Linked DNA regions of Homo sapiens: all the other regions are linked to region 1. Evidence: chromatin loops called from intact Hi-C (ENCODE). Cell type or tissue: endothelial cell of umbilical vein. All regions are shown on one strand.

Region 1 (8,000 bases):
ATTACAGGCACCTGCCATCACGCCCGGCTAATTTTTGTATTTTTAGTAGAGATGGGGTTTCACCGTGTTAGCCAGGATGGTCTTGACCTCCTGACCTTGTGATCTGCCCACCTCGGCCTCCCAAAGTGCCGGGATTACAGGCATGAGCCACTGTACCCAACCCCCTATTAGGTAAAATTCTAATGACTAAATGCATCAAGAATTATATAATTATGTTTATATTTCAAAGTTTTTTGTGACATTATTGTTAGGTATTGAGAAGGAAATTTTCACCAAGATGCTCTGCAGTCTTCATAGCCAAATCTTATTAATCCACCATGATTAGTTCATAGATCTCATTTTAATCTGTTTCATACTCTTATGGTTTTAAAAGGACCAAATAGCAGCATTTTCTGATTTCACTTTACAACAGGGTCTATTCCCTTCAAGCCCTCTGTTGTTAATAAGCAATGAAATGACTGAGAAATGAACAATGGAAAGGCCAGAAATAAAGGTAACATATAATCTCAAAACTTGTTCTATCATTGATGGGCATTTGGGTTGGTTCCAAGTCTTTGCTATTATAAACAGTGCTTCAATAAACATACGTGTGCATGTGTCTTTATAGTAGAATGTTTTATAATCCTTTGGGTATATACCCGGTAATGGAATTGCTGGGTCAAATGGTATTTCTGGTTCTAGATCCTTGAGGAATCGCCACACTGTCTTCCACAGTAGTTGAACTAATTTACACTCCCACAAATGTGTAAAAGCGTCCCTATTTCTCCGTAGCCTTGCCAGCATCTATTGTTTCCTGACTTTAATAATCACCTTTCTGACTGGCATGAGATGGTATCTCACTGTGGTTTTGATTTGCATTTCTCTAATGACCAGTGACGATGAGCTTTTTTTCACGTTTGTTGCCACATAAATGTTTTGTTTTGAGAACCATCTGTTTATATCCTTCTCCCACTTTTTGATGGTGTTGTTTGTTTTTTTCTTGTAAATTTTGTTAAGTTCCTTGTAGATTACAGATATTTGACCTTTGTCAGATGGATAGATGGCAAACATTTTCTCCCATTCTGTAGGTTGCCTGTTCACTCTGATAATAGTTTCTTTTACACCATGGAATATCATGCTGCCATAAAAAATAATGAGATAATGTCCTTTGCAGGGACATAGATGAAGCTGGGAGCCATCATACTCAGCAAACTAACACAGGAATAGAAAACCAAACACCGCGTGTTCTCACTCATAAGTGGGAGTTGAACAATGAGAACACATGGACACAGGTAGGGGAACATCACACACCAGGGCCTGTCTGAGGGGGTGGGAGGCAAGGGACGGGAGAGCATTAGGACAAATACCTAATGTATGTGGGGTTTAAAACCTAGATGACAGGTTGATAGGTGTAGCGAACCACCGTGGCACATGTATACCTATGTAACAAAACTACACTTTCTGCACATGTATCCTGGAACTTAAAATAAAAAAATAAAAAACAAGCAACAAAGGAAGGTCTGATAATGATTAGCTTTCTAGAAACACCCGGATTTTTAGGGCAGAAACGTTAATAACTGTTAAAATAAAGGAGAAGCTATTATGAAAAAAATCTCAAAACTGGAAAACAAAGTTGACAAGATATCCCCAAAGCTATAACAGTGATGTATTTTTCCTTTCATAAGAGGAAAGCCTGCCTTCTTTGCAAAGCATTTAAAATGTATTTTACTTGATGGTGAAAGCAGAGATAATTTTGTAGAATTATATGTTTAGGGTTCAAAGGGACATTTCGGATAATCTGTGCCAATGTCTTGCCTACAAAGATAAGAAAATTCAGATTGAACATGGTTATGTTGCCCAAGGTAATTATTGGAGTCACTCAATGGACTGCTTCTTCTATTGATTTTTGGAACACGTGTCATTGACTGTTCCTTTACAGATGTCTTTATCATGTTGCTTCTCTCGTTACTTGTGTTTTTTCTTTCCTCTAAGTCTTCCTATTCATTCTCTCCACCAAATATATTAATGTCACATCATATACAAAAATAAATTTTGTAGAGTTTTGTAATCCTGTTTTTAAAATAGTACTTTTCTTGATATTATATAAATATGATAAATGTTGTTGTTAAAAGTGGGAAAATGGCAAAAAATCAAACATGTGAAGTATTTGCTATTGTGCATAGATTTATTATTTAGCTATGTTAAATATATCCCATCTCCACAATTAGACCAATGCTTATATTAGGAAGGAAACTTATATGTGAAACCAAAGTGCACCTTCGATTATGATTGATTATATAATTGATGAACACCTTGTAGGCATTCATACATTTTAGTGACTCATTAATTTATTAGAAAACTTTTTTACCTCTGAAAAATCTATGCTCCATTAATGTACATTTGAAAACACTACTTAAAACAACTATTTAACACAAAAATATATTTACCATTCTTTCTAGCTAAAATAAAAACAATGAAATCCTAAAATAAAAGGACAATGGAAAATTGAGCTGTAGCTAAATATTTAAATTATCTTAGACTCATGACTTGAAAAGTGTCTTAGAAATAATCTAGTTCAATATCCTACTTCTACTTCAATATTGCAATTAAGGTATTCCAATTCAGTGTTTAGCCTCTACATGACACTCAGCAGATTAAAATAAAAATCTGACTACCTTTTCATTATGTATTTTGCATTCATTGTAGATTTGCTGTCTGGAGAGATATATGAAATTTAAAGATGGCAATCCATTCCCTTCCCATCATGCTTCTTTTTCTACAGGTAAGCATTTTTCATTTCTCTAACTTTCCAACTCTTCTCCCATATCCTAATATTCCAAAGCTTTATCATTCTATTTATATATCTTTGCACACACTTTTTTTTTATTTCAATTTGATCCTTAAATTGCGAAGTTCAAACTAAGCATAATGCATTAGGTACATTCTTACTTAGAGCAATGTGTGGGCAGCACTGGATTTTTCTGGGCATGCGTTTGTCGCAAGGCAACTTAACTTCAAATTAACTCTTATTAGAGACATACACTTTTATGACTAATAGTCTTCTTATAATCACGCCATCTTCCAGTGTATACTTACATGATTTATTTACTTTTTAAATCTGAAAATAGAATATTATACTTTTTCTAAACACGATGAAATGAAAACAAGACATATGATTTATCCTAAAAGAATTGATGAGCCAGTAGGGGGCACACAGGAAACATCTAGGAAACACTACACTGTGAAATATTCACTTAAATGAATGAACCAAGTATATTGCAAAGGAGAATTAAATAGATACCTTAATAGAGACAAATAACATGGTATAGCAGAAAAAGGAAAAGAGTTTCATTTCCACATAAAATTTCAAGAAAGTTTTTATTGCATAATAAATTTTACTAAGTTTGGAAGGAAAAAATATAGAAGCATTGTATTGCATTATTGTTTTTGGTTTATTTGTTTTTCTCTCTTATTTGATCATGTTTATTTTATAGTAGAGACCTAACCTAATATTTAATGTCTTTAATACCAAATATAGTGCCTAGCCTAGTGCAGTTATCATATTCATGTTGAATTAATGAGTAAATGATGGATATTATTGGAAAAAGATACAAGGTTAGAAAAATGTTAGTAATAAAATGACATGGTAGATTCTTTGTTTACTGTAATTTTAATGCAGGTTTCATGAGGACCTTGGTTTTCAAAAAAGACCATCAAAAGGTCAGTTAATGTCAACATAATGGCAGTTGTGTTTGCCATGGTAAGAATGTTACTGTGTGGAGGTAGGAGATGATCTTAAAGACAGGTGTGACATGATAGGCATTGTCTTCTATGAATATGCTACTTAGTAAGGAAAAGGATACACTTGAAAATTTAAATAGAGTGGGAAGATGAGATCAGAAACTATTGTAATCATGAAGACAGAATGTAAAGGGTCAGAATTAGGGCAATATCACAAGACATTTGTAAAAAGTTTTATTAGATATAATTCACATCATAAAGATTCAGATTACAGATTTCCTGGATGACTTTTTAGTTGAAATGGTAGGAAAACAGAAGTTTAGAAATCTACCCTGTGTATCTGAGAAGACTAATGTGACTCAAGAAAGTCCTGATGTTCAATACCCTATTTAGTGTATTAAATGCAATGAATTTTTCTAAGTAATTCTTGTATTACATTTATATGTACTCAAAGGTAAGGTATTTCTTTTCCTGTGTTCCTGGTCATCAATTTATTTATTTATTAATTTAGGAAAACATTTATTTAGTCACTCATTTAAACTATATGTTTTAAACCGTTGTAGACTATAACACCACAATGGGGTACCAGACAGCTATATTCTACATAAAATTGTTTTCAAAGTTTCCTGATGTCAATTTATCTTCCAGAGAAACCCAGAAAAGGGGGAACTATTGAATTTCTATCCTGTTAACAATAACTTTCACTAGGTTTTTCTCAAATCCAATGCCTACAAATTGCCCAGACTCTCTTCTGAGCTATCCAACTATATCCCAAATCCCCAATAAAACAATAATTTGAATAAATATGCTATTGGATATAGTGTATATTTATAAACTATGATAGTATCAAACAGGCTTACAATTTTTGTTGCTTGTTAATGCAGTTTTTGAATTCTTTAACTTATATGATATAAAGAGAAGCGATTTCTGTAGAATTTCATTCTCCCGAAAATGTATCTTATGACACACTGAATGAAAAGCAATAAACACACTGTTAAGCAGAAAATTTCTGTCATTTATTTGTTTTCTCTTTTGTCTCAGAAGAAAGTCAAAATATTCGGTTGCTACATTAACAGCTTATTACAAGATCAGAGAGCAAAACAATCTAGAGATTTATTAGCACATACTAAAATCAGAGAAGTGTTTGTTTCATTTTGTGATTCAACCAAATGAAAGTCCATCATAGGTTTGGCACAAAATCTGCGCTTATAATGTTAGTATGCTCATAATAGTCAGTAAACACTGAGTAATAGAATAAGTCTAGTGACAAACTTTTACTGTTAGAGCCAAAGTGGAAAAATATCTTAGAAATTAATTTCAGTGAGTGTAATTTCTAGTAGCCTTTGCACATAAATTGAAAAAAAAGCTCTTGGATTGTCTGAAATCCTTCAGTTTTACATGTGACCATTAGAAACAACAGTAAAGTACATATTTCAGGTATATTACTAAACTAGCAAGAATGATAATCTTTCTACAGACATATTTATTATGAGGCATAAACCGAGGGCTCAGTGCACCTCAATGTGAGCTTACATAAATGGATCATACTACATCTAGTATTAAGAAACTTACTTTTTTTCATTTAATATTGTGGCTATAGCTCTGTTTTTATTTATCATAATGTATCACAGTTTATTGAACAGACTGTGTTTCCATATATTTCATTATAATCCATGATGTTGTGAATCTCTTTCTATACACATATATACACACACACAGAAGTTAAACTGCCAAAGCAAAATGTATGCATTTTTCATTTGCATAGACAATCCTAAGTCCCTTTCAAAAAAGATGGACAATTTCACACTCTCACCAAAACTGTGTGATGATATGCATTTTCTCACACACTATCAACAGTAGATATAATCAATATTTTTCCTTTTCTCCTATGATGATTGAAAAATGATATATGCCTCAAATTCTTCATGTTGATTCTTATATATTATAGCATTTTCACTGTTTAGTTGAACGTTTTCTTTTAATTACATATATTTTTTAATTTTTAATTTTAACTTTTGTGAATACATATTAAGTGTATACGTTTATGGGATACATGAGATGTTTTGATACAGGTGTACAATGTGTAATAATCACATGATGTGCAATGAGGTGCCCATCCCCTCAAGCATTTATCCTTTGTGTTACAAGCAATCCAGTTATAATCTTCTAGTTATTTTTAAATGTACAATTAAGTTATTATTGGCTGTATTGCCCCTGTTGTGCTATCAAATACTAGGTGTTGTTCATTGTGCCTGTTATTTTGTACCTATTAACCATCTCCACTTCCTCCCCACCCACCCGACTACCTTTCCCAGCCTCTGGTAACCCTCCTTCTGCTCTTTATCTCTATAGGTTCAATTGCTTTGATTTTTAAATCCCACAAGTATGTGATGACATACGATGTTTGTCTTTCTGTGTCTGGTTTATTTCACTTTGTAGAAAGACGTCCAATTCCATTCGTGTTGTTGCAAATGACAGTATCTCATTCTTTTGTATGGCTGAATAGTACTCCATTGTTTATAAGTACCAAATTTTCTTTATTCATTTATCTATTGATGGGCACTGAGGTTGCTTCCAAAGTTTGGCTATTATGAACAGTGCTGCAACAAACATGGGAGTGCGGATATCTCTTTGATATACTAATTTCCTTCCATTTGGGTATATACCTAGGAGTAGGATTGCTGGAGCATATGGTAGCTCCATTTTTAGTTTTCTGAGGGACCTTCTAATTATATTTTTTAATTGAAATTTGGCCAATATATGGGAAAATTGGTCATTTCTTATCTTATATCAAGCCATATTAGCTCATACTGGTTTAAATGTAGTTTTAAAGTGTTTGATGTTATTATATCATATTACTATTATTTTGTATAATGTTTAAGACAATGCACTTTTAGTGTGACATATCAGGACTCGAATCTCATTTTTAATGTTAGGCATATTCTGTATTCTTTTCTAGATCATATTAATAAAAAGTCTTGGCTTTATCTTTGAAGGCTTATTCAATTTCTTTTATACTTATTAGTCTAGCCAGGTTTTCTACTTCTAGATAAATTCTTATGCTTTACATATTGCTAGGAATTAATGTGCTATATCTAGATTTTTAAAATGTATTTATATATAATTGCTTTATGCCCACTAAATTCATTCATTTATTCATTCACATTCCTGGTAATATTTGATATTTATATCTTTACTAAATTTTCTAAATTATCTTTGCTAGCCCAAATAAGGTTGTATTTAAACTATTTTAGAGATCAAACCTATACTTTTATTTTAAATTCTATTAATTTTGGCTTATTATTTATTTTACCTGAGAACATCTTTGACTATATTTTATAAATTGGGTAAAATTCTATCTGCCTTTGATTTCTAAATTATGCTAGCTTATTTTAAAAAATTAATTATAAGTGAATTTATACGTGAACATACTTTTGGACTATCCTTTTGTTATTTTACTGTGGATTTATTGCATTTTGTTAAGTAATGTGCTATGTAGGATTTTTAAGTTTTTGAAACTCACTGGGATTTCTTGTGTTGCCCAATATATTTGTTAATCATATGCTATTTTTCTTTACTCATGTATTTAATACTTGGTTTGTTATTCTTTGTGAGAGGCTTTTTGAAGTCAATCAGAATTTATAAAAAATTTTAAATTTTCTCTTGTGCTTCTAATTTTTTTTGCTTTATAAATTTCATTGCTAAATTTTTTAATGTAAAATATGCTCATTATTTTTCTATCTCTTGGGTGGATTTAAACTTTTATTAACATAAAATACTTCTCTTTTTTATTTAAAGCATTTTCTTAAATTCTCTTTTCATTGATATATTAAACTATATTTAACATTCCTCTTTTTTATTCTTTCCTTCCCATAAATTACCCCCAGTATTGTTTTGTCTGTAATATTATTGTATAATTTTGATTAATTAAATGTACATTTTTAGAAATAGTTATTTAGATATAATTTTGTTTTTCTTTATTTGTCCCCAAAATGTGTCTTGTATTTCACAAGATCTTTTTGATTTTCTTTTCTGTTTTCATCAATTTATCATCTACTAATTTTACCAGAAATTTTTGGGATATAGTTCAAACTTCATATTGGACCACTAGTTTTTTCCTGGTTTAGGTTGTTAGGTTTAAAATAATTAAATAATTCCCTTGCAGACATTATATTTTAGCAGCTATTAAAATCTTTATGACAAAGATTTTCTGTTTTTTTTCTTTCTATTTATTTTTGGATTCTGACACTTGACAAAAATACATCTAAATTTGTCTCATT
Region 2 (8,000 bases), 260 kb after region 1:
TCTAGCCTAGGAAACCATGGGATACTTAATTCAGCCATCTCTATCTAGGCCCTGTTATTAATTGTGTATTGCATGGTGTGCTTGCAGGATCACAACTGCATCACAAAAATAATCTGACCCTGGCTGTGAGATTTGGAGATGACAACACAATTGTAAATTTATAAAATTTACTGCACCTACTCAGGGGGACATAAGGCAACTGTGTTAATTCATTTCCCATTCCAGAGGAAAGGAAGGACTATGAAAAATATCATCCAAATCAATAGAACACAGTGATTAGGCTATCTATTGTTTCAATAGTTTCATCAATTGCTGACTGAATCTTCTAGTCTGCAGTTTAAAATCTAGTTAGTACTTTGTCCAATATGCTATAATACATACTAGCAGTCTGTAGAGGGTCTCTATAATGAATTACTGCTACATTCACTGTCCCACCAATTTTCTAATAATTCTGTCAAATCACCTTCTGGATTCCAATTTTCTATTTTTTTTCAATGAGTTACATGACTATAATCCAACATTTTTGTAATTTCAACAAAAAACATTTGAACATGCAGTAAATCACTGGAGGTTACCAGGGAAGAAAGGACCTGCAGCCTTGAACAAAGACGGATTTAGAAATATGTTCAGCAATACCAGTGAATAGTACAGGAGAATCTAGGATAAAGGAAACAGACTGGAAAATAAACCGTAAGTTTAAAGTCCTAGGATCCGTTCTGAATTCTCAAGTGTGAGCCTCAGTTTCCTCCTACAATAAGAATTATACACAAAATAAAATATAAACTCTGGCAACCACCTCACATCTTAATCATATTTTCTTCCTATACACTATTTTGGTGTTGGGAACCAACATTCATCCAGTTGCCCAACCTTCAAATATAAAAAGCCTTTTTAATTCCTTTTTCTTTAATTCTCATATCCATTCAGACATCAAGTATTGTCAATTCTGACTGCTGCATATCTCTAGAATTCAGCTGCTTTCGTATTTTCATTGTTGCTTCTTTAGTTCGTGCCCACTTCATCTCTTACCTGGATTATTATAATAGCTTTCTGATTGGACCTCCTCAAAGTTTCATTCTATCCTTGTATAACCTCCACAGTGCTCACTAGAGTATTCATTCTGAAAAAGAAGTTGTCTTAGTCCATGTGGGCTGTTATAATAAAATACCATAAGCAGATAGCCTATAAACAACAAAGTTTATTTCTCACAATTCTAGAGGCTGGGAAGTTCAAGATCAAGGTGCTGATAGATTAGGTATCTGGTGAGGGCTGGCTTCCTCACAGACAGTTTTCCCACTGAGTCCTTATAGGGCAGAAGAGGTAAAGAGTTTCTTTTTGTCTTCTTTTATAAGGGTTTGAATTCCACTGGAGGGCTTTGCTCTCATGACCTAATTACTTGCTCAAGCCTCCACCTCCTAATGCAATGACACCAGGAGTGAGAATTTCAACTTATGAACTTGGGGGAAACATAAACATTTGGACCACGACAAAAGTTAATTTTTATAATCTTCTATTTTAAATGAGCCACAAAGACAAAATTCTACAATATAGGAAAAAACAAAACCAAACAACAACAACAAAAGACAACCTAGTCCCTTCAGGATCTGACCTGTACCTGTCTCCTGTAAACATCCTTACCTACTACCATTGACATCTTAATGTCCCACTATCCACTGAATGAGTCATGTTCTTTCTTGCTGGTCCTTCTGCCTGGAATACTTTTCTTCCTCTTGCCCATTTAGCAAGCGCTTAATCAATCTTTAAGATTCATTCCAAGTATCACTTCTTCATCCAAGTTGTCTCCTGAACCCTTTTCCCAATCAGGGAAAAGGAAGTCCACCTCTTCATCTCCCAAGAATCATGGACATGATTCTATTACATAGTTCTTATGTGTTACTTAAATTATTCACTTGTAAATATCTCTCCATCAGACTCTGGCTACCTAAACTTAAGGACCACATATTACTCTTCTTGAAATTCTTGGGCTTTAATACAGTGCTTCATGCATAGTGAGGATGATATAACTATTTGCTGAAAGTAATATATGAGCTCTATACAAACATACAGTGGTTTTTTTAGCTGCTGTGGCTTTTTAAGCTAGGTTCACATTCTCTTAATTACACGTGTTATTTCAATTGCATTTTAGATATCCTATATGAATTTCTAAATTTTAATTACTTATTGTTGCAAGATTAATAGGGATGGTAGTATCTTAAGGTGAACTGTTTTTTACACAAACCCCACTTTAGAAACAGATTCCTTTTGGCTCTCGGAAGGTGCTTGTTGAGGTACCTAATGGAGCAGTGGTAATAATTAACATTTCCAATCATCCTAAATTAGAACCAACTCAAAAGAGAGAAAGTGAACTTTAAAAAGATGTTTTCCAGAGAATCATCTGGTAAGCCATTTCTGGAAAATAATCTGTGCTAATGAGGAAAAAAACAAGTGAAGTAAAAGTGGGATGTGGGCTTTGCTATTTTCGGCTCTTTGTTTTGCTTTCAACAAGGTGTCTCTAAACCTTGCTGTGAATTTTGTACATTCTGTCTGAGTCTCATAATCTGAAAAGTGGAAATGAAATCATGCTAAGCCATGGCACAGGGCATCAATGGGAGGAGTAACCTACATCATTAATTTAATGGCAATTATCTCCGGAGATGGTTCTGTGAAAAACAAAAAAAAATACATTAATTTGTTTTACTATTTTGGATACGGCTCCAAAATAAACACTGCACACTGAATAAGCAAAAATTAAAAAAAATTATTGCAATTAGCCATTATGTGTTTTTAGATCCTAGAAAGAAAAGTTCAGAGAATGAGAACCCCTGGACTGTCTCAAAAAAAAGAAAAAAGAAAAAAACAGAAACGCGACATGCTCTAAAAAGGAATATTTAACCTGGATTAATTCATAAAATAATAGGAGAAAATTTTTGCAGCCAGAATACTATGAATTTGAGTTGGTTGAAGGTAAGAAAACACAAGCCTGTCAGTATCTCCCCATTTCTCCCTCCCTTTAGAGTTCACAAATAATTAAATCAATAAATGGTTATTAAACCTGCTTTAATATTTCATTTTGTATAGTTTTTGCTTTACTGCACATATTTCCTGTAAATAAACAAAAAGCTGTTAGACTCCATTCTTCTCTCCTGACATGAGATATCTAAAGAAAGGATAAGTATCCTTTTGTCATTTCATTTTGGAATGCAACTGTGCTGTGCATGGTACAATCACAGAACATATTAATGCATAGCTAATTCCTTTGTTTTCAGAACAACCTCATCTTTTAAAGCAGAGAAGTTTTCTCAGATATGTTTTCCAGAATGCCAAATCGTAAGTAAATTGGTGAGTTTCTTCAGCATTATGTACCCAAAATGCAAGACGCTTTAGATAAAGCTTTCTCTGGTGAAGGGATCAGTTAGGATATAACTATTACAATTTATAGATCTGGGATATTGGTGGATAACTAAGCTTCCCAATAGATCACTCAAAATTAAATTGGTTTTAGCTATCCTTATCTTCCCTCGTGAACAAAAGCACAGGTAGTTGCTTTACACAGGACGTGTAAGTATGTGTGCACCAGACACCTTTTTTCTGCCATTTACACTCCATTCTCAGAGAATAAAAGATTTTATCAACCAAAAAATAAAACTGTAACTCTATTATTGGCCGTAAAACCATTGGCTCTGCACCCAGCATAGAGTATTTCTGTGCCCATAACTACTTGGACTATCTTAACATAACCTTTTGTTAAATATGTTAGAAATTTTCTTTCTTAGTCATTTGTAACAGCCAGCATAGCATACCATCATATATACATACACATATAATCAGTACCTTGCAGATTACAGTATAACTGATCAAATAGTATTGTAAGTTATATGTTATATATTATTCCCAATTTACATTTTTTTCAGATGAGAAAACTGTGGCTCAAAAGTTATGTTACTTGTTAGACATCACCAGACATTTAAGTGGTAAGCACAAGATGTGAACACAACTCTTCTCTATTAAACCTATTAGACCTGCACAGCCCAATATGACAGCCACTAACCACAAGTGGCTGCACACACTTGATATATGACTAGTTTGAAACAAGAAGTGTTTTAAGTGAAAAATAGAGATGAGATTTTGAAAACTTGAGATGAATTAAAGGATGTAAACTATCTCAATAATTTGTATATTGTTTGCATATTGAAATGATAATATTTTGGATGTACTAGGTAAAAGAAAATAATTATTAAAATTTTTGTCTCCTGCTTCTTTTTATTTTTTATAATGTGGCCACTGGAAAATTTGAAATTTTATATGTGGCTTGCATTTTTGTCTCTTATTATATTTGTATTGGACAGCATCGTATTATACCATACTGTCTAAATCTTCACAGGAAAATTTCAGTTGATGACCTCCTGGCTTTGAAGAAGCAGGAAAAATGCTTTTTAAACATGAATTTTCCACCTCAAACTTACAGACACACAGCTTATTTACATGTGTCAATAATGCTGATCACACTAGGAGAATTATTTCTCTTAAGCATGAGCTTCCTAGTGTCAATGTGGAGAAACATCACATTCTGTGCTTTGTATATTTCTTTTTTCTCTAAAATGACTCCACTGTGCTATGCTATCAAGTATCATCTGTTCTTGTGAGGATTATTTGTGCTGCAAAACTCTCAACACCTGGATGCTCTGCATGACTGGCCAGCTCTCAGGATAATCAGCAGTTATGGAATTACATTCTTATACTGCAGGAAGGGCACAGTCATTTAGCAGCTGTTCTCACACTTTCATCTACTTAAGATTGAGGAGGAGAGCTTTTAAAACTATAAATTTCCAGAATTCCACTTTCATGGAATTTGATTCAGGAAGTTTGGGAAGTAGCCAGGAATGTTCATTTTGTTAGACTTCCTGAGTGATTCTGAGGTATGTAGCCTATAGACGAACCTTTGAGAAATATTTCCTTAGAGGAAGGGCTGTGTGTGCATTTCGAAGCAGAGGAAATAAATGTCTGAGCAAATCATGTCGATGTCAGTCATCAGAATCCATCTTATTTTTATGAATTTGTTTATATTATCTGTATTTTGTATAGCCTCAACATGAATTAACATTATGTCAAAAAATTGAAACTAATCAGAGATGGAATTATTATAGATAGATACATATATTTTAAAGCACTGAGTTTAAAAAGGGCAAGTCTTTCTCAATTTCTAAAATTTCAATTTCATCATTTATAAAATGAAGTAGAATCGTATCTTCACTACAATGTCACATGATATATTTTAAAGTGCTATAAATATTGTTATTAATTATTTAAACTTTATCTACCAACAATACTTCAACTAGATGAATATCTGGTAAGACGCAGTATTTAGCCTTCACTGTAGCTTGAAAATAAAATACAGCCTGAGTTCTGAAACTAACTTTTGCATTTTAGGGTAAATTATTGAACTTAGTTATTTGTTAAGGAATGCAAAAAAATTACTACATTGGCAAAGATGTGGTATAAGTATGATATGATGCATGTGGCTGATTTTTGATAATAAAAGATCAGCACATATAATAGAAAAAAATTTATTGCCTGTATGTTAATAAAATCTACCAATTTTTCTACCTTCCCCATTTTATCTATCCTATCATAGAACACCAGAGAATACTAAAGTAAACGTACTACACAATTCTTTCCCAAGAATTCATTTCAATAGAATTGAGTGACCATAATGTGTAACACATCTTACTAAGTACATTATTATGAGAAAGCAAAAATCATGGTGTATGCCTTGCAGCATAAAGCCTGTCAAATACAAGGCCATGGATAGAATCAGCATATATTAAACAATTGTTGAATCAGTAATAAATAAGTTAATAAATAAGCAAATGAACAAATGCAATGTAGCAAATGCCTCTGTCAAAATTCAGAAGTAGACACATCCTTTAGCTATGCACTCTTGTCAATATATGTGAAATATTCCTTCTCAGGTGTCAATAGCCTCTCTCTGCATTGCAGGGGGAAGAATTCTGGTCACTACACCTTGTGTGCACATATCAAAATGTCAATGTTCCCCATAAATATAAACAAATATATGAAAAAGTGGAACAAAAATAACAATTCTGAATACGAGGTTTAATATCATAAGTACAGCTACATGTAAATGTCATAGAACAAACTGAAGATTTTTATAAATTCCCAAAGTAACTCCACTTGCTAACTAGGTGAGTAAGGCTAAGAAATTAGGAGAATGCCCTTAAAGTTTTAAGACCACAGTAGGAAAGAGCTGTGGACCACACAAAATGTAAAATGATGGAATTCAAGTCTTTCGGCAGGTAGTTTTTCACTAGATCAGAGGTGTGACAACACTCAGTGCTTAAATTCACAAATTAGCGTTAATTAATAGATATGCCCAAACCATCAAAGTCCCAGTCCCATCTAGACATAAGGCTGATAATATCAGGGCATAACAAATAGGAAAGCTAAGCAAAGGGGAGAGTCCAGCATTTGTTAAGGACTATCTATATACTGGGCCCTTCTGTTTATCTTAATTAATTCTGACACCAACACTGACAGCTAGGCATTATTCTAATTTTGCACCAAAGAAAATTAAGTTCCTTTCCTTTCAACTATGAAACAAAGCCATATGGTAAGTAAATGGTGGAGCCAAAATGTCAATTCTAAGTCTTCAATTTCCTGGGCTCTTTCTTCTCACTCTGCTACCCTTCAAGGAAGAATATTGCTTCACGGCCGTCTGAATAATTTCTGGGATGAGTGAACTGAGTATTAACTTCCATCCTACCCAGGTAGCCTATAACCCTTCTAATGTTATATACCATACAGAAAGAAGAGACAATTATGAATATGAAAATGTCCTAATGTTCAATCCAAAGAAACTCTGAATTCCTAAGCAACATAGAAGGTGGCAGTAGAAGCAGGATGAGTGAAATCTGTAAAGGCTTTGACTTATACAGACATAGCTTCAGTCTATCTGCAGAGCCACCTACCTACCACGAATCCCTATGCTGATCACATTCATTTCACCACAACAAATTAAAGAACTGAGAGGGATATAAATAATTAGCACTGTGGCCAATTCCAGTAGGGTTTTCTGTCTAGTTAAATGTATGTTTTCATTTCACAGCAATTTTGAAACTGAAAACAATCACAGAACTAAAGAGAACACTTATTTGAGTGCCTCTAAACTGTTCACATGCTGTGTTACTTTTATGCAGTTACTCCTGATCTTTAGACAAGGAACCAACTTTACTAAAATGAAAGACAGCTTTGGAAAAGAATATATGCATTTATGTTAAAGAGAGATATGTTTTATGTTAAGAAGAGATATGAAACATTTATGTTTCAGAGCAACGGCTCTGAAAGGGGAAGCTCTAAGCTAGTTCTGATTTGAGCAGGTGAGAAAAGGTACAAAACTGATAGTTGCTGACAGAATTCCAGGAAATCTGGGAAGTCATATCTTTGGGAAGTACAGGTAGACTTTGTTTCATTGAGCTTTGCTTTGTTGATTTTCACTGATACGGTGTTTTCTACAGATTGACATTTTGTGGCAGCCCTGCTTCAAGCAAATCTATTCACACCATTTTTCCAATAGCATGTGCTCATTTTGTGTCTCTGTGTTACATTTTGGTAACTCTCACAATATTTCAAACTTTTTCATTATGATTATTATTATTGGGACAGAGTCTCACTCTCCCTCCCAGGCTGGAGTCCAGTGGTGCTATCTCGGCTCACTGCAACCTCTCTTCCTGGGTTCAAGCAATTCTCCCACTTCAGCCTACCGAGTAGCTGGGGCTACAGGTGCATGCCACCACACCCAGTTAACTTTTTTATTTTTAGTAGTGATGGGGTTTCACCATGTTGGCCAGGCTGATCTTGAACTGTTGACCTCAAGTGATCCATATGCCTCAGCCTCCCAAAGTATTGGGATTACAGGTGTGAGCCAACGTGCCTGGACTTTGTTGATATTAGTATACCTGTTATGGTCATCTGTGATTAGTAAT
Region 3 (8,000 bases), 820 kb after region 1:
TGGATCAGAATTCCCATTTGGTAAATGTTAGAAAAAACTGGACAGAGTCATCAAGCCCTGTTTCAAGGGGCTGAGATTTAGAGCAGAGTTATATGTGTTTTCATAAAAAAATCTGAGCAGCAACCCATTAAAAAAGACAAAACACACACTGAATATTACAAGGAAAGGGCACGGGCTTCTAGAAGCAAAACCCGGTACCTGTTCATATAGGGCTGAAATATATTCTCAATCTGATTTCAGGTGGTCCAGACACTAGAAGGGATTGAACCTATAGGCAAAAGACCTTTCAGGACCTGCAGCTGGAGAGGATTAAGGAAGGTAACAACTGATAAATTGTAGTATGATGTAGTAAATAGGATGGTATAGGTTGCACATAGTCTGATCAAATTATATAAGTTGAATTATTTTTAAATCCCTTACATCAGATTTTATTGACTTTTCATAAAAGGAAGATTTCTTGAAAATAAGATTATACATTATTGCTATTTAGTTCCTAAAAGAGTGTAGGACAGTATAATGCCATTATACTTAGAGAAATACATATCTCACAAAATGACGAATTCATTTTTAGATGTAAGGTATGCAATCTGATTAGAAGAATCTCTGCTAGGTACATGGTACTTGAATAGGCACTAATTAATAATTACAGGGGTTACAGCTTGAATTGTTTGTAAGGCTTTCTCTCTCTGCTGGAAAGCAGAAAATTCAAAGCCATATTCAGCCTAGTACATACTCTGACAGTGGTACTGGAAAGGGACTTATCGGAGATGCATGCCCTCTTACTCTTTGACAAATTAAGAAATACCTTTAAGAATGGCTCCAAAATATTTTGCCTTCAGTAACAACCTATTATTGATCTATTTTCTACAAAAGATAACACTTTAATGTTTTAGTATGTAACACCTCTTGTGAATTCATTTATTCAATTGAGTAGTAGTATCAGGAAAATGTATATCTCATACCAGGCACTACCTGAGGTGCTGAGGAGACAGAAAGGAACAAAATAAACACAGTCTCTTCCTTCATAAAGCTTATGTTTTAGAAGGGAAGAGAGCAACAAATAAATAGATTTGTAATATGTCAGAAAATCAAGAAGTCCTGTGAAGAAATATAAAGCACAGTAAGTAAGGGTAGATAAAGTGAAGGAGATGGTACTATTTTAGAAAGGAAAGGTCAGTTGGAATAAAGACACTTGAAAAGACGTTTAATGAAGAGGAGAGCAACCATATTTTCATCTATGGAAGGACATTTTGGGCAGGGGAACAGCAAATGGATGCTCCCTGTAGTTGGACAGTACTGAGTGAAATAATGGACTAGCCTTGTACCACCACTGCAGTGAGCAAGGGGCAGGTTAGAGAGGTATCCCAGACTAAGTAATGTAAGGAATCATGAGAGTTTTAGCATAGGCATGGTATAATAGTAGCTTATTGTGGCTGCTGTGCAAAGAGCAGATTAGAGGGAGGAAAGACTGGAAGCAGAGAAACAAGGAAGAAGGCCACTGTAGTCATGCCAGCAAGAGATGATGGTGATTAACAGAATAACAATGGGGGTGGAAGGTCCAATTTCAGATATATTTTGAAGGTAGAGCCACTGGAACTTTCCATTGAATCGAATGTGAGTTATAAGACAAATAAAGACATCAAGAAACATGCCAAGCTTTGGGCCTGAACGAGTGGGCAAATGCTATTTCTATTTACCAGGAACAATAGTCTTGAGTTCTTGCATGTTGATAAATATATCTGTGGCTGCTATACTTGAAAATCACTTTGATAGATCTAAAATCCATGACTCACCAAACTTGACTACCTTTTAAATGTTACTCCATTTACTTCCAGAGTAAAGGATTCCTTTGAAAACTCTGATGACAATCTGGGATTTTCCCCCTCTTAATTCTTACAAGTATCTATTTCCCTCGAAGCCAAACTGATTTTTTTATCTTTTAAGTTTGGGAGATTTCCTACAATGTATCTTGACATTACTCATTATGGATCACTCTCGCAGGGATGTAGTGTTCCTTTTCACAATATCGTTGCAATTTTATTTTCAGAAAAGTTTCCCGGAATTATAGTCATTATTTTATTTTTCGAGATACAGTCTCACTCTGTCGCCCAGGCTGGAGTGCAGTGGTGGCAATTCTCTGCCTCAGCTTCCCAAGTAGCTGGGATTACAGGTGCCCACCATCACACCTGGTCAAATTTTTTTTTTTTTTTTTTTAGAAGAGATGGGGTTACATCATATTGGTCAGGCTGGTCTCGAAATCCTGACCTCAGGTAATCCACCAGCCTCATCCTCCCAAGGTGCTGGGATTACAGGTGTGAGCCACTGCACCCTGCCTATAGTTATTAATGTTCATTTTATTTCATTGGTTTTTCTCTTTAGGAAATCCTAATATTTTTGGTCTTGTTGCTTATCTTCTATATGTGTCACTTTCAATTGAACAATTTAGTTTCCAATTTTTATATTTTTAGTTGCTCCTTTTTCTTTTCTAAAATTCTTATGGCATGCTCTCGGTATTATTCACTCATGTGTTCTTACAAGTTTGGCCTTCATTTCTGAAATGATTTAGTCTTTGATTTCTAATTCTTTCCTGCATTATACTTGCACATTTCAGTTTTTCTAAATTTATGTTGTTCTTTTCTATATTCTATCATTTAGAGCATTTATTTTAGCATCTTTTGAAATATTAGATTACACTTTTCCTCTGTCTTATGAGCATAAAGTACTGGTGTGCTTGCATTGTTTGCAGAGATACCATTCTACTTCTTACTATCTTTTTCTTACATCAGTCATGCTTTTCTAGTTTTTCTTTTCTCTCTTCCTTTTGTTCTTCCTTCCTTCTTTCCTTTTTTGCATAAGATCAATTTTCCTAGTCTTTTAAGGGGAAATGATTGATCAAAAGACCATTTCTATTTTCACAAATATGGAACACCTTTTTCTGTAGTTTTTGAAGTGTTAAAAAAAAAAATTACCCTTCTATTTCTTGAGACCTCCTGACCCCATTTACCTCACCCATTTTAATCTGGACCATTCATTTCCTTTTCCTCCCACTCTAGTTGGGCTTTATTCCCCAAAGTGTCTTCTGAGAAGGAGCTTCAGCTAGTGAGTTTCAAGAATTCACAGACTGCAGACTGTTCAGACCCTTCAGATATTAGAGAGGAGTTTTTTTTCTCACCTGCAAAGTACTTCTCCCATTTTCAGCTACTATTATCCAATTGGCCTGAAACAATTTCTCATGAGTATCTATTAGAAAATTGGGTGTTATCCTGACCTCATTTCCATCAAATACCTCATTGCTTTCCTCTGTTGTCTCCTACAAAAATTGTAGTATCATCTGGGTCATGACAATGTCAGCTCATATTTGAGAATCTGTGAGAACACTTTGCCACCTAAATTTGTTGTCAAAATTGTTTATCATTCTTTTAAGTTTTGCTGTTCTAGTCGTTTTCTGTTTTAATGGGAAAATTCAGAGATTCACACATAATGTCATTGCTGCCACCAATTTTTCCAGAATTCCAGAATAGACTTATCTTGGGGACTGCATGAAAAGAAGCCTATCCTATTTCTGGCACATTCTAACTACTCCACATTCAATGTGGTTTTGTAGTTTGTGGATGTGTAATATTACTTGTCCTTCAGAATGCAGCAGGTGCTAAGTGGATACAAAATAGGAACTGAAGTCAAGTCTGGCTGGATGTAGAATCTGGGAGAATAGCAATAGACAGGAGTCAATGGTTTAGGAAACCTGCCACAGGGAGAAAAGAGAGACAACCACTACCACCTCCAATATGATGATAATAATAATATAAATTAGAAACTATTTGAATTGTATGTGCCAACCTATTACTCCCGTTTTACAAACAAAAACATTAAGATACAGAGAGGTTAACTAATTTGCCAAAACAAAACGTAAAGGTATTCTATGGAGTCTGGGAATTGCCAGTCCTGACTTCCAGACAGGGAGGCAGTGTTTGTTAGAACGGAGGCCTGGAAGGAGCAAGGGAGGACTCAGTTCTGCTTAAACAGAGCTAACCAGAGGTTATCTAGACAACAGGTGAAGACACATGAAAAAAGATACATAAAGGCAACCTGGTATTAGGCCTGGGGGACCAGGTCAAAAAGCCTAAAAACAAAGTATTCTTTATGCTTAGTGCCATCCTGATGAGCTGAGGTCAGGCAAATAATTTCTATCTATGTCCAGGGTGACCTGAGAGATAAGCAGTGTGGAGGACAGAGTGTCAGGAAATCAGGATATCAGTTGCCATCTTAAACAAATAAGAGGGACATATCACCTGGGATAGAGACAATATCTGAAAGCTTTTTTTTTCGTTTTTGTTTTTTTTTTTGAGACGGAGTCCAGCTCTGTCACCCAGGCTGGGGTGCAGCAGTGTGATCTCAGATCACTGCAACCTCCAACTCCCAGGTTCAAGTGATTTTCATGTCTCAGTCTCCCAATTAGCTGGGACTACAGGCATGGAATTCCATCACAACTGCCTAATTTTTGTATTTGTAATAGAAATGCGGTTTTACCATGCTGGCCAGGCTGGTCTCAAACTCCTGATCTCAAGTGATCCGCCTGCCTCGGCCTCCCAAAGTGCTAGGTTACAGGCGTAAACCACCATGCCTGGCCTAAAATCTGAAAGGTTTTTATCACTAGGCCTAAAATATTCAGATTTTTTTTAAAGCCATGCACACCTAGGGGGCAGATAGAAGCACATAAATTGTTCCCGAGTGAGCGAGCCCAACCCTGTAGGCATCTGCTATATTGTCTTCAAAATACAAAAATGGTCACTGGTGTTTTCTAACAATTCTTAACAAACAAATCTTAACATGTATCTCAATACTAGCATATGGGAGAGTTGAAACTATGGATCTCATCTTTTGAGATGTAAAGGATAATCAAATTTAGGATGATCATGTATAATTTTAAAATCAGAACTTTTCTAAGAACACCTTGAGACCTCAAATATATACTCACAAAGAATGTTGTTCAAGGGAAGAAGTAAAATTTCAGAAAAGATGCAATTTTGTCAACGGTACCATATTACCTGACAGTAACAATGGCTTGGTCATGTCATTAATCCTGAGAAAAATCAAAGCAACCAACAACTAAAGAACTTTATCCATTAAAAATTCTTCACAAAGTCTGTTCCAGAACTTGAATCAAAATAGTAGCGCACACTGGTAGCTCTAAGATCTGGTAAACTTTTTTGACTCATTCATATGTTACATATGTTTGAATATATGGCACAAGGCCAAGATAGTTTTAACTTTAATTGGCTGTCTGCTTTGAGATTTCTATGTTTACACATAATCTTTTATTGCTTGAAAACAATTCTTAATGACACAAACTTGAGGGCATTTTTCCCCCTTGTGTTTTGATGTTTGAAATCAGCAAGACTTTTTCTAAATGTTTCTGTGCATTGCAGCATCATTGGTAGTGTTCGTATCACTTATATAATTTGTTCACTAGCTTTTGCTCCCTCTGCTGGAATGTAAAAGCAAGTAGCAATGAGAATTCCATTTCTAAAAGAGAGAGATATATACTGCCCACGCCCCCACCACCAATCTTTCCGTTTTAAAAACTCATAGAAAATCCATTCTAAAGATAAGACAGTCTAAACTTAAACTAGCATTATTTTACTTTAATTATCCCAACATACGTTTATCCTTCAATTGCATATTATTTTTTATCATTATTTTACAAATGTCAACCTCATTTGTTTTCTCTTTTCTTTGTAAAGACAGAAATAAGCACATTTGCAGTGAATTCCAGAGCTTAATGTTAATATTTCCATAATATGATTGCTCTTGTGGATATGCATTTAAAGCATATTTTCTGTTTAATCTAATTGTGAATAAATCAGAAAGATGAGAACAAAATCTGTATACTGAAACAATTCAAGTTGACTTCACTTATGGAGAACTGGATTTAGAAGGTCCTTGATTAATGACTGTGAGATTCAAAAATTATTGTTATCTGATATCTGAAATCCCTTCCCCCCAAAAGTAAAGAACATAGCAAAATAAACAATTTAATTTATTTGGTGGATAACAAAAACAGTGACAACCAAAATCCTGAGAGAATTGAATAAATGCCAAACTGGCATATAGTTTGTTGCAGCTGTTTCTGCCAATACACATTTAAGTAATAAAATTAGAATGAATTTTAGTTTATTAGAAATATGAAGTTAAAAAAATACAATATTTTCAAGTAATAAAAATAGCTCACTTTGTTCACAGGTGAGTTGCCTAGCCCAACATACTTTAAGGTAGCCATCCAATAAAGGGTGACATATTCTCCTTACACATACACATATTCAGAAACCCTGGGATAAAAATTAGCTACTGAGTCCCCAAGAATTTTGGAAATAAAATGAACAGAAAAATGTCCGCATTTACGTAAGTCACCTAAAATAAGGCTTTCTTGCTGGTCATCCTATTAAAGGGCCAAGAAGACTGTGAATCTATAAATAGATCTGATTACCAACAGAAAGGGTAAACTTTTAAGCGTTTTAGCTTCTGCATTTGGCAGTAACTGATTTTACCCTTAATCTCTGCAGCCTAGCAGCTTCATGGATGTCTATTTTCCATTATGTAAATTTGCTCTTCAGCAATATTTAAGGCATACAATACCAATATAGGCAAGAACTTTAACTACTTACTATGGCTAAAGGATACAAGAGGAAAAAGAAACCCCGAGGTTAAGTACACAATACAAAATGCATATGCTAATGTCGAAACATCTTCAAAGCAACATGCAAATGCAAATTTTAAGCACCAAGAGTTGTCACTTGGCTCCTGAAATCCTCATCTCCTTCATTTGCCCTCAGATTGTGTTCAATTTTAGTTCACAATGTATTTTTTTTTCAGAAAGCCTGTCATAACCCAAAAATTTGGGCTGAGACATTCTATTTTAGAATGCCATTTCTTTCAATCTTACACTTAAATTTACAAGATCAGAACCGAGCATGTTAAATCTACATAAGCTTCAGGGCTAGTTAAGAGAGAATTTAATGCTGCAAAGAGCTCAACTTCCTTATTCCATTATGATCTGCTTACTGAGTCTAAAAGACACATGCTTCATTAACTTACTTAAAGGTTTTAGTTCAAAGCAATTGCACAGCTTTTAACTTCCCATTGGAAACTGCATGTAATTCATGGGCTGGATAAAGTAATATTTCAATTACTTGAGTAAGATGCAAACATAAAATAAATTAAGATACAGATATCTGATATCAATAACTATTGACTTTGGTGATGGTATATAATAGAAAAACTGAATACCATATTTGCCTCTATATATTCCAATACAGCAAGGAAAGTTATAAAAGGAAATTGACAAGGAAACATTTATATTCACCAATACACAGCAATATCAAATAGAGTTTGAAAAATATTGAAGTTAAAAATATATAAATTGTTAAAGCCACCCAATTTCATTTCAAATTCAGTGAGAAGTACAAATGAATATACTGCAAAGAAATATTGTTCTTGTTTTGATGGCAAGTAGCTTGAACACCTGATATTGCTTTGGGACTCTAATTATTTAAGAGAAAGTGCCTTATACATAAGGAAAGATTACCTTTTTACATTTTTCCAATAAAGGTTAATAACAGGCAGTAAGAAGGAAAAAGCTTTAGAAAATGACTGTTGTTCATTAACAGTTCAACTCTAACTCATTATCAAAATGTCCATCTTAAATTATGTATACGTGGCCATGCAAAATTGAATTGGGAGGTAGTGCTTGGTGAATTTGTCCTTCTGTTTCCATGGAAACAGATGCTGGATTGCATTTCTTTAAGGCTAGTTTTAAAGTGGAAAACTACAGTACATTAATACTCCAGAAAGCACAGAACTTAATTTATCTGTTAAATGTATCAGGTTTTTTAAACAGCCGTTATACCATATAACCCATGCAGGGCATCTTTTACTTCTACTGAATTTCTTTACTTGTTTGATTCTCTCTTGCCCTACCCACCTCTGCATCCCTATTTTGGTAG

The links. Hi-C counts contacts between places; a loop is a spot of excess contacts. Peaks named below come from ENCODE experiments on the same cell type or tissue, not always from the same donor. Only the 100,000 strongest peaks of a DNase experiment are listed, where the experiment ranks them.
Region 2: a loop joins it to region 1, with 2.1 times the contacts of the local background. A loop is called at or near these places in 3 of 110 quality-filtered maps.
Region 3: it touches region 1 in a loop (9-fold over the local background); 8 of 110 quality-filtered maps call a loop at or near these places.

Annotation. Positions count from the first base shown.
Region 1 is chr2:155,219,171-155,227,170 of GRCh38, reverse strand. It overlaps LOC124908060 (a long non-coding RNA gene), which reads left to right and starts at 1,154. Exons shown (of 2, transcript XR_007088685.1): 1 at 1,154-1,271; 2 at 2,686-4,726. In endothelial cell of umbilical vein, a CTCF peak has its summit at 3,206 (motif pointing right); no DNase peak of the experiment used is centred here.
Region 2 is chr2:154,960,477-154,968,476 of GRCh38, reverse strand. It overlaps LOC105373696 (a long non-coding RNA gene), which reads left to right. Exons shown (of 6, transcript XR_001739743.1): 3 at 2,789-2,964; 4 at 3,267-3,339; 5 at 3,912-3,971. Among named protein-coding and RNA genes, the nearest start is that of KCNJ3, 270 kb to the right of the region's middle. In endothelial cell of umbilical vein, no CTCF peak of the experiment used is centred here; a DNase peak (open chromatin) is centred at 4,816; H3K27ac peaks cover 1,029 bases.
Region 3 is chr2:154,399,799-154,407,798 of GRCh38, reverse strand. The region is part of intron 10 of GALNT13 (polypeptide N-acetylgalactosaminyltransferase 13); the gene reads right to left. Among named protein-coding and RNA genes, the nearest start is that of GALNT13-AS1, 54 kb to the left of the region's middle. RefSeq lists an enhancer at 6,467-7,011. In endothelial cell of umbilical vein, no CTCF peak of the experiment used is centred here; no DNase peak of the experiment used is centred here.